Regions from separate parts of the Homo sapiens genome. Here regions 1 and 2 are each linked to region 3. The links are chromatin contacts, found by Hi-C or POLR2A ChIA-PET in ENCODE. All regions are on one chromosome and are shown on one strand. The core of a region is the stretch at or near the end of the contact, and the rest is flanking DNA. Distances in the headings are between cores, read along the strand shown. Region 1 has its middle 7.8 kb from the start of RGS3. Region 2 overlaps RGS3 (regulator of G protein signaling 3). Region 3 holds the start of HDHD3 (haloacid dehalogenase like hydrolase domain containing 3).

Region 1 (3,378 bases), core at 862-3,361, 78 kb before region 3:
ACTGAGACTTCTGTGGCTACTGACACATTAAAGTTCAATTCAACAAGTGTTTGCTAAGCACCTATGGAGCTGAGCCTTATAACTGGGCACTGGGGATACATATAGCAGTGAAAAAGATGGAGTTTATAGTCAAGTGGGAGATTGGGTAAGCATTACAATAGAGGAAACACAGCAACCTCTGGAAGCATAGAATAACATTTCACTTAATCTGGGGAGCTAGGCAAACCAAGATGATAAAGGGGGTCAAGGAAGACTGCCCAAAGAAAATCACCTGCAGTATGATTTAGCCAAGTATAGGAGAGGAAGGAAGGGTTACAGGCAGAAAGAACAAAACATGTAAAGGCCAGAAAGTGAGAGGGGGCGTTGTACGTTTGAGGAACTGAACAATGGGAAATGTGGCAGGGAACTTAGAACGTGAGGGAATCAGTAATATGCAAGAAAGTAAACAGGGGCCAAATCATACAGGGCCTCGGCCAGGCGCGGTGACTCACGCCTGTAATCCCAGCACTTTGGGAGGCTGAGGTAGGTGGATCACCTGAGTTCAGGAGTTTGAGACCAGCCTGGCCAACATGGTGAAACCCATCTCTACTAAAATACAAAATTAGCCAGTGTGGTGGCGCATGCCTGTAATCCCAGCTACTCGGGAGGCTGAGGCAGGAGAATGGCTTGAACCCGGAGGCAGAGGTTGCAGTGAGCTGAGATCATCGCATTGTACTCCAGTCTGGAAGACAAAAGCGAAACTCTGTCTCAAAAAAAAAATAAATAAATCATATAGGGCTGCATATTTTATTATAAGGAGATTGGGCTTTATTTTAAGAGCATAGAGCAGTTGTCAAATATTTTAAGCAAGATCCCAACAGCCTTTAATTCACATTTTAGAAAGATTGCTCTGGCTAGAATACGAAAAAAAAAAAAACAAATTGGTTAGGGGTGGAGGCGTTTGCATGACATGAGGGTCGGAAGCAAAAATTGCTCTTAGAAGTCTTTTCTGGTCATCCAGGTAAAAGATGACAATGACCAAACTAGGGAAGTGGCAATAGGGATGGAAAGAGATAGAATCAACAGGCCATGGTGATTGAGTAGAAGATGGAATGCAAGGAATTCTGGCTTGAGAAATTGTTTAGAAGTGCCCTTTGCAGAAATGAAGAACATGAGAGGCAGGGCTGAACTGAGGGGAGAATGGATGAGTTCAACTGTGAGCCTGCTAAGGTTGGGTGACCCATGTGCCATCCAAGTGAAGATGTCAAGTGAACAGTTGAACATAATGGTCTGAAGCTCAGCAAAAAATACTTAGGCTAGAAATATAGATTTAGGAATTCCCTGTGAGGCCATGAGCATGCATAAGACAGCCCACAGGGAATGTTTAATGTGAGAAAGCTCAGGACAGAACCAAGAGTAGTACCAACTGAAAAAACAGGCAGAGGAAGAAAGGCCTGAAAGGGGAAGGAAAAGTCAGGGGATGTATTAAGAAGGAAATAATAGTCAACAGTGTCAAATATTGTTAAGAGGTCCAGTAGGTTTAATAACTGAGAAGTGTCCATTAGATTTAGCAACAAGACAGTCCCTGTTGACCTTTCATCCCAGAATAAAATGCTGGGGGGCAACAACTTCACATGAATGAAAAGGTACCAAATTTACTCTAAAAGGAAAAACACCCTGGACTCAAAGCCAGACGATATTCTTGGGTCAGGTTTTTTTCATGTCCTAAATTTAACCAGCTGGAATGCTTTGTTAAGTGGTATTTTATTCACCCTTGAAATGAAGGATTTGCCTTTTAAAAGTGTCTCTGTAATTCATCTTCAAGGTAGAACAAGGTGGTATCTTTGGGTTAATTGTTCTCTACAGAAACAGATGCTGGTTGCTGTAAATACCACTGAGGAACTTTAATGTGCCCCAGATGTAGAAGCCTCTAGTGACCTAAATACACAAACAGGGACTAAAGAGAACCAAGTAAAAGATTCAAGATTTCAAGTGTAAGCGGAGAGATACTGCTTCAAAGTGGAAGAGACCAAACCTTCACCACCAAAGGAATGTGAACTAGTAAGTTGAGTCCAAAGATAAAAGCTAAAGACTTGATAAGAGCCAGAAAAGCAGAGTGCCTGGTCTCTGCTAGAATGACTCAGCACCCTCGCAGTTAGGCTGGAAGCCCTTTCAGCCTCTTCAAGAGCTGCTTTTCCTGGCCTGATAATGAGCAACTTGGCCTGGCATAATCCTACATTCCAGAGGCCCTCAGTTTTTCAAAATTAAAAAACAATATAGACTTCTGTTTCCAGCCAAGATGGAATAACAGGAACTGGATTTTCCCTTCACCTGAAACAACTAAAAGACTGGACAAAATATATGAAACAATGGTTTTTAAGATATTGTACATCAGGCAACGAAGGACAGTGATCCCTGAGAAACAGAAAAGAGACAAGCTGTGCCCTGTGATCAGCCCAGCTTATTCCCGGGAGAGACTTTCCAAAAGGGAGAGGGAACTCAGGCCAACTCCAAATCCCTGAACTGAGAAGTTCGGGAGGCCAAGGCAGCTAGAGTTCCAAGGCAGAGTACCAGAGAGGAGACAGTCACACAAAGAGAGGGCCCCAGAGGTCTCCAGAGAGTCCCCACTCACAACTTCAGCTAAGTGCTAATGAGCTCATGGGTTTGAGGAAAGTATCCCAAGGCTGGGGAAAGAACCACCAAAGAATTACAGGGAACAATCTTTAAAGCTCACACAGGGCCAGGAATAGTTCTTAAGCTCATCAACCAGAGTGGAAAGACCTTCTAATTCCTTAGGAGGTATTAGATAGAATACTCAGAAGGGTCTTCCCTCAGTTGTGGGGAATAATCAACCCTAGATTAAATGCTGTACTTGTCCATCTAAAAAAAAAAAAAAAAAAAAAAGTTTAAAAGCAAGACCCAAAAGGATCAAACTGTTTTTGATTTTGGTTTTTGTTTTGTTTTGTTTTGTTTTGTTTTTTTGATACTGTCTCGCTCTGTCGCCCAGGATGGAGTGCAGTAGCAAGATCTCAGCTCACTGCAACCTCCACCTCCCAGGTTCAAGTGATTCTTATGCCTCAGCCTGCTAAGTAGCTGGGACTACAGGTGTGCACCACCCCACCTGGCTAAGTTTTGTATTTTTAGTAGAGACAGGGTTTCACCATGTTGGCCAGGCTGGTCTCAAACTCCTGACCTCAAGTGATCCACCCACCTCAGCCTCCCAAAGTGCTGGGATTACAGGCATGCACCGCACCCAGCTAGGATCAAACTGTTTCTAAGTAACTTAACTGCATCCCAGAACAAGCTAAAGAATACTTGTAAGAATATAAAAATATCTAGAACCCAAAAAGGCAAAATTTGTTAAATCTGGTATCTAATAAAAAGTGAACAGGTATGGCA
Region 2 (3,197 bases), core at 620-3,119, 110 kb before region 3:
AAGCTGAGTTCCATATTCAATGGCATATTGAGGAATTACTATTAATTTTTAAGTGTGATAATGTCATCATGATTTTTTTTAAAGCCATCTTTTAGAAATATATACCGATGAGATGAGATGTCTGGGATTTGCTTTAAAATAATTCACTGGAGAAGGGGAAAGTGGATGGGGTGTAAATGAAATAAGATTGGCCATATATTGATAATTGATGAAACTCCGCTATGAGTATATGAGGGTTTATTATATGATACTTTCTACCTCTGCACACATTTGAAAGTGCCTATAAAAAACTCCCAGAAACTTGAAGCTGAAAGAAACATTAGTGATCACTGCATTTTACAGACAAGGAAATTGAGGCTCAGCGCAGGGAAGGGACTGACCCATGGTCATACAGCTAGTCAAAGCTAAGCCAAAATCTACTGTGCTGAGGCCTGGTTCTCCTCAGTTCCCACTGTGATCACCATGATGAACTGAAATCATCTGGCCCTTCCCCAGAACTTCTTTGTAGATCATCTTGTTTCTCTAACACAAGTTCACAGCCATCCCTGGAAGGATCGTGAGAATTAGTGAAACAGATGCTTTCCTGTTATCTCCTATCAGTTTCAAAATGTGACCACCACACATTTGGCTGAATAATTTACATAAAACTCCATTATAAATTCTGCGGTAGCTCATGTCTGTAATCCTAGCACTTTAGGAGGCTGAGGCAGAAGGAGCACTTGCAGCCAGGAGTTGGAGACCAGCCTGGGCAACATAGCAAGGCATCGTCTCTACAAAAAAAAAAAAAAAATTAAGTAGCTGGGTGTGGTGGCATGTACCTGTAGTCCCAGCTACTCAGGAGGCTGAGGCTGGAGGGTCATTAGAGCCCAGGAGTTCAAGGCTGCAGTAAGCTCTAATCACACCACTGCACTCTAGCCTGGGTGACAGAGTGAGATCCTGTCTCAATCAATCAATGAAACTACACTATAAATGCAAAGAGAAGCACCCTGAGTCCTGAGGAGCAAGCATACTGACACAGAAAGAGTATGCTTTGGAGTCATTTATCATCCATGTGAGATGGTCAAGTGTACCGTAATGTAGCTGCGAGAACCTGGACTTGGCGTCAGCTTGCCTGCATTTACATCTTGTTTTCACGGCACCCTATCTGTGTTACCTTAGGCAAGTTATGTAACGCCTCTGTGCCTGTTTCCTCACCTATAAAAGAGCAAAAATAATAATACCTACCTCTTATGTTGTTGTGAGGGTTAAATTGGAGAACGAGTGCCATGTGCTTAATGTCCACACACAGTAAGTGCTTGGTAAATATGAGCTGTTACATAACCTCAAGCAAGTGCCTCGGCTTTCATAAGCCTCAGTTTCCTCTTCTCTGAAGAGAGGGGCAATAATAAGTCCTACCTCTTAGGATCATGATGAGGATAAAATGAGATAATGTATGTAAAGTGCTTGGCACAGAGAAGAATTCCATAAATGTTTGTTTCCTTCCTTCCACAATTGTCTTTCATGTTGATAAGTTGAATGTCCATCCTTCAGAGAGGCACAATTTGATTTGAGAGCATTCAGCAGAGCCGAAGTTTCCTGCAATCACTCTGTCTGCCTCCTCCAGCTCAGAGGCCTTCTCGCTCCGAAATGGATCGATAAAGGAGAGAGGAAAAGGAGAGCGCAAGGAGGCCAGGCCGGCCTGCGTGCTGCTCACAGCTTCACAGGGCCCTCTGCTCCCAAGGCCCTGATCCTCCTGAGCTTCGGGCTGGGACTGTGACCGTGAGTTTGGCTGTAGTTTGTTTAATAAGGCATCTCACTTTCCCAAAATAGGCAACACGTGGAGACACTGCCCCATGACGCTGACTCACTTTCCCTGGCCTCATTTTCTTTTCCAAAAGCCATGAAGGGCATGACCGGCTCCTTCTCCAGCAGTTTGGTGTCTGCCTCCACCCAAAGGGCTTTCTGGGCGTCCATATGCCTCTCTGACACTCTGCTGTCTCCTTCAGGACCTTCCCTTCATTGGCCTGTCCCTTCAAAGACAGGGAGCGGACCCTTGGTCCTTAGCATTCGATGACCTTCCTTGACAATCTCACTTGCTCAGAATTTCACCCACTGCCTTCCTGCTCATGGCTCCCATATCTCTGTCTTCCAAGTTCCAGGTAGGCAAAGGTGAGCCCTACTTCACAGCTCTGACCTGGCTCCCCTCCAAGCACCTGCATCTCACCGTATCCCAAGCTGACTCACCTCCACCTCCAGTAACTCTGTCTTAGGTGGAGACACCACCAGCCGCCCAGGAGTTACCCTTGACTTCTCACACTGCTCTCACAGCCAAATCACCACTAAGCACTACTGATTTAATCTCCTAAATATGGCCTGAGTCTGTTTTCCCCTCCCTAGCCCCAAAGCCTCTCTCTCACCTCAACCTTCCAAAGACCTACCAAAGTGATAGATCTAGAATGTGCATCCATCATTCCCTGGCTTGACACACTTCAGTATCTCCCAATGGCCAGACATTCCCAAACACCAAAGTGACTGCAGGAGGTTCACCCTGCAAACATGTTTAAATGCAGATTTCTCAGCCCTGCCCATGAAGAGTTGGATGTAATTAATCTGACGCGGCACCTAAGAATCTAGGTTCCTGACAAGCATCCCAAGGAATTCTGATGTATATCCAGGATCGAGAACCACCGGCCCTTAGGAGAAACCCCATACTCCAAAGAGAATCTACAGAATCATCTGACTTGGCTTATACCAACCTCTTCAGCTAATCTTTAGCCAGTCCCTACTTTGTACTTAACCTTCCAGCAACGTCAATGAGTTTGCAGATCCCTCCTCACTCCACTCTTGCCCTGCCCTTCCCTCTCTACTTTACTGGCTCTTTCTTCTGTCCTTTCACCTGTCCACCCATGAGTCAGTACAGTGTTGAGAGGAAAGACCCTGGGGTCCAACCACCTGGATTCCATCCCGGCTCTATTGTTAACTGGCTGTATGACCTTAGGCAAATTCCTAACCTCTCTAAACTTTAGTTTCCTCTTCTGAAAACTTAGGACAAAACCACACTCTTCTTAGAGCTGTTGTAAGAATTAAATGAGACAGGCCGGGCGCGGTGGCTCACGCCTGTAATCCCAGCACTTTGGGAGGCCGAGGCGGGTGGATCATGAGGTCAGGAGATCGAGACCATCCTGGCTAACAAGGTGAAACCCCGTCTCTACTAAAAA
Region 3 (3,221 bases), core at 722-3,221:
CCTCCAGGGTATGCGGCAAGACCCTCTCAAAGGGGCCTGGGTGGTGGGGGCTGTCTTATGACCTGTCTTGCCTAAGGTCATAGTGCAAGGTGATGAGACTAAAGAGGAACAGAGCACAGGCACAGAAGTATCTCAAAGCTTCCCCTCCGGTACCTCCCCAGCCTCTTTGGCCCAAACCCCCTGGCTAGCAACATTCCTATAGTTCCTCAGTGTCTCTTTGGTTCGGAAAAAAAACTTTCTTGCCTGGAGGCCTTTGCATCAGGGGGTCCCTTAACCATCACTCAGATCCTTCCCCTCTGCATGGCCAACTCTCATATGTTTGTATTTTTTAGTTTTTTGAGACTAACATGCATTACATGCATACCTTATTTATTTATTATTTTTTTATTTTTTTATTTTTTTGAGATGGAGTTTTGCTCTTGTTACCCAGGCTGGAATACAGTAGCCTGATCTTGGCTCACTGCAACCTCCACCTCCCCGGTTCAAGCGATTCTCCTTCCTCAGCCTCCCAAGTAGCTGGGAATACAGGCATGAACCACCTCGCCTAATTTTGTATTTTTAGTAGAGACGGGGTTTCACCGTGTTGGCCAGGCTAGTCTTGAACTCCTGACCTCAGGTGATCCACCCACCTCAGCCTCCCAAAGTGCTGGCATTACAGGCGTGAGCCACCGCGCCCAGCCAACATACATTACTTTTGCAAACAAAGATAAAACTCTTTTTTTATTCTTCAAAAGAATAAAAAAGCTCCCTGGTGGTCTAGTGGTTAGGATTCCAGGCTCTTACCACAGGGATCTTTTTTTTTTTTTTTTTTTTTGGGGACACAGTCTCGCTCTTTGCCCAGGCAAATATTGTGCAGTGGCAGAATCTTGGCTCACTGTAAGCTCCGCCTCCCGGGTTCATGCCATTCTCCTGCCTCAGCCTCCCGAGTAGCTGGGACTACAGGCACCTGCCACCATGCCCGGCTAATTTTTTGTATTTTTAGCAGAGACAGGGTTTCACCGTGTTAGCCAGGATGGTACCACAGGGTTCTTAAAAACAAAAAGAGGCCAGGTGCGGTGGCTCATGCCTGTAATCCCAGCACTTTGGGAGGCTGAGGTGGGCGGATCACCTGAGGTCAGGAGTTCAAGACTAGCCAGGCCAACACGGCGAAACCCTGTCTCTACTAAAAATACAAAAATTAGTTGGGTGTGGTGGCACACACCTGTAATCCCAGCTACTGGGGAGTCTGAGGCAGGAGAATCGCAAGAAACTGGGAGGCGGGGGTTGCAGTGGGCTATCGCGCCACTGCACTCCAGCCTGAGCGACAGAGGGAGACTCCGTCTCAAAAAAAAAAAAAGAGAAAGAATAAAAAAGCAGGTTACTGCAGCGGACTCTACCCTCACCAAGTTATCTTGGATTTAACAAGTTTCCAACTGAAAGCAATTCCCTCCAATACCAACTGGGGACCCTGAGACCAGAGAGGGGCTGGGCCTTGCCCAGGTTCACACAACACTAAGCAAGCCAGGCTGGGTCCCAACTCCCCTCCTCCCACTCAACCTGGGTACTTCTCGGGGGTTTCCCGATCCAAAGGAGGCCAGGAGCCGGGGTTGGGGATGGGGAGCGGAGACAGCGGTGAGGAGCGGCGGTGTGGCGGGCAGGGGGTGCGCAGACAGGGCGGAGAAGGTGCTGGTAACGGGGGCTGCGGAGCGGAAGGGTGCGGGCTGGGGAACCTCAGAGGGTGCGGGGAGGGAATAAGGGGCGTAGATGGTGCAGGGTAACGGAGGCGCGCAGTGAAGGCGGGTGACAGGGGCGCAGAGAGGTGCACAGTGAGACGAAGGAGGGAGAGGGGACGGCGAGGGCGACGGGAGATGGGGCGGGAGAGGGCGAAGGTGAGGGGGATAAGGGCGGGGACGGGGCGGGGACAGAGGCGGGTCGGGATGGTAGGGAGGGGCGGCCCGCGCGATCCCCGCCCCACCGCCCGGCGCTTGCGCACCTCCGCCCGAGCTCGCGGGCCTTGCGGCTGCGTTTTCAATCTGCTTCCTTGTGAGTCAGGTGGGTCCTGGGCCCAGGAACCGGCCCGGAGCCGTGGACGCCCTACAGCTGAGAAGGGGACCCAAGGGGTCGGCCGCGGCCAAGGCCCCTAGGACCGCCGCCCCAGCTCACGCTGCCGACGGCAGCTATAGACATTCTGCGTCAGGTCCGGGCTCCTGGACTTCGCCTTTCCCGAGCCCTGGAGGTGGGGAGAAAAGGTGAGCAGTTCGTGCCTGCAGCGCAGAGCCCCAAACCCGCGGTTTTAGAAATCGAAAAAGCCCTGCCGGGCGCGGTGGCTCACGCCTTTACCGTAATCCCAGCACTTTGGGAGGCCGGGGGGCGGGGTGGGGCGGGGGAGGATCACGAGTTCGGGAGTTCGAGACCAGCCTGGCTAACATAGTTGAAACCCCGTCTCCACTAAAAATACAAAAATTAGCCAGGTGTGGTGGCGCGCGCCTGTAGTCCCAGCTACTCTGGAGGCTAAGGAAGGAGAATCGCTTGAATCCGGGAGGCGGAAGTTGCAGTGAGCCGAGATCGCACCACTGTACACCTGGGTGACAGAGTGAGACTCTGTCTCAAAAAAAAAAAAAAAGAAAAAAAGCCGGCCGGGTATAGTGGCTCACGCCTGTAATCCTAACACTTTGGGAGGCTGAGGTCGGGAGTTCGAGACCAGCCTGGCCAACATGGAGAAACCCCGTCTCTACTAAAAATACAAAAAAAAAAGGAGCCGGGGATGGTGGCGCATGCCTGTAATCCCAGCTACTTGGGAGGCTGAGGCAGGAGAATCGCTTGAACCTGGGAGGCGGAGGTTGCAGTGAGCCGAGATCGCGCCATTGCACTTCAGCCTGGGCAACAAGAACGAAACTCCGCCTCAAAAAAAAAAAAAAAAAAAAAAAAAAGCCGTGGGTCAGGAGCCAGAGCCCTCTGCTCTAGTCTTAGCTGTGCCAATGTGACTCCCTGTGTGATTTGGGGGTAAATTACTGCCCCTCACTGGGTCTCTGTCTACCCACCTGCAAAATGAGAGGATCTTTGGATGAGTCTCCTTAATTCATTTCCTGGACAAACTTCCTCCAAGGCTCCCCCAGATTTACCAGTGACGCCCTTCCCTAAGTATCAACTTAGCCGTACTTTGAACTCTGGCCCCTCAGGTTTCAAGGGGACGGCCTTGTCTGGGATCAGCTCTGTCTGGGGAAAGAAGCTGCACCAGCCTC

Evidence for each region. Hi-C counts contacts between places; a loop is a spot of excess contacts on that map. ChIA-PET counts read pairs that join two places held with the same protein, here RNA polymerase II (POLR2A). Pooled maps may share reads with other maps.
Region 1: POLR2A ChIA-PET joins it to region 3 with 16 read pairs in Caco-2. The contact joins the enhancer-like site here to the promoter of HDHD3 in region 3. A Hi-C loop is called at or near these places in 1 of 50 pooled maps. POLR2A ChIA-PET finds 5 or more read pairs at or near these places in 2 of 52 experiments (Caco-2 and WTC11).
Region 2: POLR2A ChIA-PET joins it to region 3 with 14 read pairs in activated CD8-positive, alpha-beta memory T cell. The contact joins the enhancer-like site here to the promoter of HDHD3 in region 3. POLR2A ChIA-PET finds 5 or more read pairs at or near these places in 4 of 52 experiments (H1, activated CD8-positive, alpha-beta memory T cell and activated T-cell).

What each region holds. Positions count from the first base shown.
Region 1 is chr9:113,454,189-113,457,566 of GRCh38, reverse strand. It overlaps a transcript of RGS3 not described here. Among named protein-coding and RNA genes, the nearest start is that of RGS3, 7.8 kb to the left of the region's middle. Within about 2 kb of position 2,111, at least 22 of the 41 ENCODE cell types and tissues checked have a DNase peak (open chromatin) inside an H3K27ac peak, as active enhancers do.
Region 2 is chr9:113,487,288-113,490,484 of GRCh38, reverse strand. All of the region lies in intron 5 of RGS3 (regulator of G protein signaling 3), which reads right to left. Among named protein-coding and RNA genes, the nearest start is that of RGS3, 25 kb to the right of the region's middle. Within about 2 kb of position 1,869, at least 7 of the 41 ENCODE cell types and tissues checked have a DNase peak (open chromatin) inside an H3K27ac peak, as active enhancers do.
Region 3 is chr9:113,375,736-113,378,956 of GRCh38, reverse strand. HDHD3 (haloacid dehalogenase like hydrolase domain containing 3) reads left to right here and starts at 1,971. Exons shown (of 3, transcript NM_001304509.2): 1 at 1,971-2,228. RefSeq lists a silencer at 1,600-2,119.